Regions from separate parts of the Homo sapiens genome. Here region 2 is linked to region 1. Evidence: read pairs that join two places in POLR2A ChIA-PET (ENCODE). Cell type or tissue: K562. All regions are shown on one strand.

Region 1 (2,500 bases):
GAAAGCCTGGGGTCCCAGAAGGGCTATGAGGAGGGTAGACCAGATGCCCAAGAGGAGAGAGGCCCATCCTAGTGCTTTTCAGGATGCCACTGGCCTACCCCAGGTATAAAGAGGGGGAGCAGGGACTGCCCTTGGTGCAGCAGCAGCCATCACTTGGGGACCTTGTGGAGAGAAGAGGGCCCTCTTGGTGGCTGTGGGCAACTCATCTCTGCAGGGCTGGCTGTCTGTCCTGTGGATGCATCGTGACTTTTCCCTGCCTGTTGCATTCCCCGCCCGCTGCATTCCCAACATGCACCCACCTTCACTGGAAGTTTGCTCATCACACTTCACACATCCCTATGGGCAGGCACTTTATGGAGGAGGAAGAGAAAAGGAGATATGTCCCAGGAGGAGAATGCAGCTGAAGCCAGCCTCAGGAGTAACCCACAGAGAGAGCTTGCAGTTTTGCAGAACTCTCGGCTTGGCTCAGCTTTGTCCCGCATCCCTCTCCTCCTCTCTCCTGACTGTGGGTCTCTCCCCAGCCCCAGCTGGTCAGTTCCCACATGCTCAACACCAAAATGCTCGAGTCTTCCAATTGAAAAACGAAAACGAAACAAAAAAAACAACCACCCTCTTCCCTGCAATTTCTTCCTCTCCTGAGATGCTGCATTGAAGCGTTTGTGATGCCAGTCCTTCAGGGAAGCAGTTTTGGGTATCTGCTCTGACCCCTGTCCAGTGTGGGTCGTGCTGAACTCGTCCTCATTGTCCCTGTCTGTGTGTTATCCTGTCCCACAGAGGCCCCGACTCTGATCACCAGAGCAGGTCTTGGGCCTGCCTGGAAGAGTCTCTAGTTTCCTGCATGCCGCTCACCAAGTGTCAGGGGCAGTGGGATGCTGGCCACATCTGTCCCACCACTGCCTGGTGGCAGCTGCTTCTGTGCAGGCGGCTGGGGATGCCAAGTCCATGGCAACACCTGGCTTCCAGACCCTGGACCCAGCAGCCACCCCTCGTGGAGCTGCCTTTGGGCCCCAGGCCACCTTTGTTGCCCAGTGGGCTGTGCTCTCAGCCCACCCATGGCCCTGAGTGGGCCCTGCTGGTCACCTGCTGGCCAGGCCCTTCTAGGTGTCTCCTGCCAAGATAACAAACCAGCCCAAAGCATTGTGGCTGGTGGGCCTGTGGGGCCGGGGTGGGAGCCAGGCTTCCTGGACAGCAGGTGTCTGGTGAACAGGCTAGACCTGGCTCCTGGACATTCGCCACCCACTGAGGGCCAGTGGAGGGTCAGGAGGGTTCAGGGAGGGGTTCAGCTGGTGAGTCAGGGAAGGGTCAGTGGAGGGTCAGGAGGGATCAGGGATGAGTCAGCTGATGGGTCGGGGGGGTCAGCCAGAAGGTCAGGGATGGGTTAGCTGGTGAGTCAGGAAGGGGTCAGTGGAAGGTCAGGAGGGGTCAGGGTTGGGTCAGGGAGGAGGCATGAGGGGTCACCCAAAGGGTCAGGAGGGGTCAGCTGGTAGGTCAGGGAGGGTTAGGAGGGGTCACCAGTGACTCAGCAGTGGGTTGGTGGTGGGGCCAAGGCCCCCTGGGGCCTCGCCTGGAAGCTGCTCACTGTACCTCAGGCCGCACGCTGGGAGTCACAGCAAGTCAGCAGGCCAACCTGGTGTGGTGTGCTGAGGGACAGCTCCAAGACCGTGTGTGCCAGGGCGGGGGGTACCTCTCACCACTCACCACAGGTCCTGCGGCCTCCACCCTGACACTTCCTTTTTCCCATGAGCTCATCCAAACCACGACTTGAGTGACCACAAACCATGGACTGTGGACATTTCCCAGAGCTCCAGGCTAATACTCACCCTCTTGATACTTGCACCTGTTCAAGGGGCCTGACTTCACCCTGCAGAGAATCCCACAGAAGGTTCTCCATGCCCCAGCCCCAACCGAACACTGAGACTTCCCCCAGTCATCCCCAGCCCAGGAATGGCTCCATCCTTCTTTGGTCACTCAGTTAAGTAAAATAGACAAACGAAAGTTGCCCATGCAGGCTGCTGTAACAAAATACCACAGCCTGGGAAAGTTACAGACAACAGGGTTTAGGGCTCGCAGCTCTGGAGGCTGGAGTACAAGATCCAGAGGTAAGTCATAAGTAGAGCTTGTGGGCCTCAAAGGCAGAGGCGGTTGCGGGACCAAAATACTGAATATGCAGGAGACAGTGAGTAAACAGAAGGCCTCAGGGCACTAAACATTGATGATTGCTAAGTATATAAGCACCACTTAATATGCATGATCATTAAATATACAACAGAAAGGCACTAAGTATTCATAGTCATAAAATATACCAGAGACACTAAATATTCAGGATCACTAAATACATAGGAGGATATAAATATTAATGATCACGAAATAGGCCGGGGCGGTGGCTCACACCTGTAATCCTAGCACTTTGGGAGGCCGAGGCGGGCGGGTCACGAGGTCAGCAGATCGAGATCGTGCCATCCTGGCGAACACGGTGAAACCCCATCTCTATTAAAAATAC
Region 2 (2,500 bases), 1.1 Mb after region 1:
ACCACCAAAATAGTCCTTTGTTAGAGGCCATGGCTTTTTCTGTCCAGTGGATGAACATACAACCAAGCTAGGTCATCCAGATAGTGTTTCCCTGAAATTTTTGTTTTTAAACTTTTAAGTTTGGGGTACATATGCAGGTTTGCTACATAGGTAAACTTGTGTCATGGGCATTTGTTGTACGATTACTTCTTCACCCAGGTGTTAAGTCTAGTACCCATTCATTATTTTTCCTGATAATCTGCCTCCTCCTAGCCTCCACCCTCCAGTAGGCCCCAGTGTGTGTTGTTCCCCTCTATGTTGTGTTCAGGTATTCTCATCATTTAACTCTCACTTATAAGTGAGAACATGCAGTATTTAGTTTTCTGTTCCTGCGTTAGTTTGTTAAGGGTAATGGCCTCCAGTTCCATCCGTTTTCCTGCAACGTCCATGATCTCGTTCTTTTTTATGGCTGTGTTGTTTTCCATAGTGTATATGTACCACATTTTCTTTTTCCAGTCCACTGTTGATGGGCATTTAGGTTGATTCTATGTCTTTGCTATTGTGAATAGTGCTGCAATGAACATACACATGCATATGTCTTTTTTTTTTTTTTTTTTGAGACCAAATCTCGCTTACCTAGGCTAGAGTACAGTGGTGTAATCTTGGCTCACTGCAGCCTCCCTCTTCCAGGTTCAAGCAATTTTCATGCCTCAGCCTCCCAAGTAGCTGGAACTACAGGTATGCGCCACCAGGCCCAACTAATTTTTGTATTTTTAGTAGAGACGCGGTTTTGCCATGTTGCCCAGGATGGTCTTGAACTCCTGGGCTGAAGTGATCTGCCTGCCTCGGCCTCCCAAAGTACTGAGATTACAGGTGTGAGGCACTGTGCCCGGCTGCATGTGACTTTATGATAGGATGATTTATATTCCTTTGGGTATATACCCAGTAATGGAATTGCTGGGTCAGAGCCAGAAATGTTGGAGCTGATTTATCTTGTCATTGGCACCTGGAAGAAATAACCACTGGTTCTCACTGCTTAGATCCTACAGCTGTCCTGGTACTTCTGCCTTTCCTTTGTTTTCATGAGCTATCTGATAAGCTTCCAGTAAAGTCTTTAAGTTATAATTGGTTTCTATCCTTGCAACAATAGGACCCCAGCAGACACTCATGAATTCAGTGACTAGAGACACTTTATGTAACCTTGGCCATTAAAGTAAAATTCACATGGAGTCCTGAAAGTTCAAGATGGTGGTAAGAGAGTTTGTGCATGAATTATTTGTGAAAGTACTTTGCAAAATGTCAGTGCTATATGGTATTGTCTCTAGTCTTCTCTTTGCTCCTCACCCTCACCCCACCCTTTATACCAAAATGGTACAGACATACAAGTTTAAGGACAATTATTTCACCACTGTACCAGTGAATGGAAACTATGTGCTGTGCTGAAATGTCTGGTTTACAGGGATAGGTTTCTTTCTGACCTCTTCCCTCTAGAAAGCTAGAGATGTGAGATAAGGCTTATAGTTCCCGTCATCAGAGTGGAGACCCACCCACGGTTATCTCATGCCTCACCAGAGGGTGAAGCAGTTGGTGTAATAAACCCTGACCCTCTTCCTCTCTTTAGATGCTCCTACCCCTGACCCCTCCCATTTTGTAACTTACTTGAGAAGTGCTTCTGCTCTGATCTGAGAAGCCCTGAGGTAGACAGGTGTAGGCTTTGGGGCAAACCGTCTCTTCTGCTCTCTGTTCCTTTGGGTCTTCTGCCTCCCATCTGGTGGATGTGACCTGTTCGTGCAGTGGAGTGAAAAGATCTGTGTCTCAGGTTCAGGCTTCCAGTGGGAAAAAAACCACAGCAAGCCTTTGCGCATATTTTGGCTTGAGGTTATTCAGACTGAACTTGAGTTCTTTGCTAGGAGTTGGGGCCAAAGCTCCAGCCAATGATAAAGTGCCTTGCTGTGTCTCTTGGGTATATATTTCTCTTGGGAGAAAGTCATGAACAAGGATAGAATTTGGGTATTCCTAGCTTCTTAGTGAAATATCATCATAATATCACATCTTTCAGGTCAGTCAGCATACATTAATTCGGCCATGTCTATTGTTTACAACTGTCCATTCTGACTGATTAATGTCCATGCCCTACTGTTGTCCTTTTGGCATTTTGAATATTATATCTTATTTTGTTAATATACTCAACACCTCCTTCCTAAATGCTTTTTTTTTTTGGAGATGGAGTTTCACTCTTGTCACCCAGGCTGGAGTACAACAGTATGATCTCGGCTCACTGCAACCTCCATCTCCTGGGTTCAAGTGATTCTTATGCCTCAGCCTCTCAAGTAGCTGGGATTACAGGCATGCACCACCACAACCAGCTAATTTTTGTGTTATTAGTAGAGACAGGGTTTCACCATGTTGGCCAGGCTGGTCTCTAACTCCTGACCTCAGGTGATACACCCGCCTCAGCCCCCACAAGTGCTGGGATTACAGGTGTGAGCCACCACGCCCGGCCCTAAATGCAATTTTTTTT

What was found. ChIA-PET counts read pairs that join two places held together with the same protein. Peaks named below come from ENCODE experiments on the same cell type or tissue, not always from the same donor. Only the 100,000 strongest peaks of a DNase experiment are listed, where the experiment ranks them.
Region 2: POLR2A ChIA-PET joins it to region 1 with 5 read pairs; 1 of 35 experiments calls an interaction of 5 or more read pairs at or near these places.

The regions. Positions count from the first base shown.
Region 1 is chr1:228,451,554-228,454,053 of GRCh38, reverse strand. No RefSeq gene overlaps it. Among named protein-coding and RNA genes, the nearest start is that of H2AC25, 5.1 kb to the left of the region's middle. RefSeq lists an enhancer at 1,314-2,078. In K562, no CTCF peak of the experiment used is centred here; a DNase peak (open chromatin) is centred at 1,363.
Region 2 is chr1:227,334,780-227,337,279 of GRCh38, reverse strand. No RefSeq gene overlaps it. Among named protein-coding and RNA genes, the nearest start is that of CDC42BPA, 18 kb to the right of the region's middle. In K562, a CTCF peak has its summit at 1,922; a DNase peak (open chromatin) is centred at 1,549.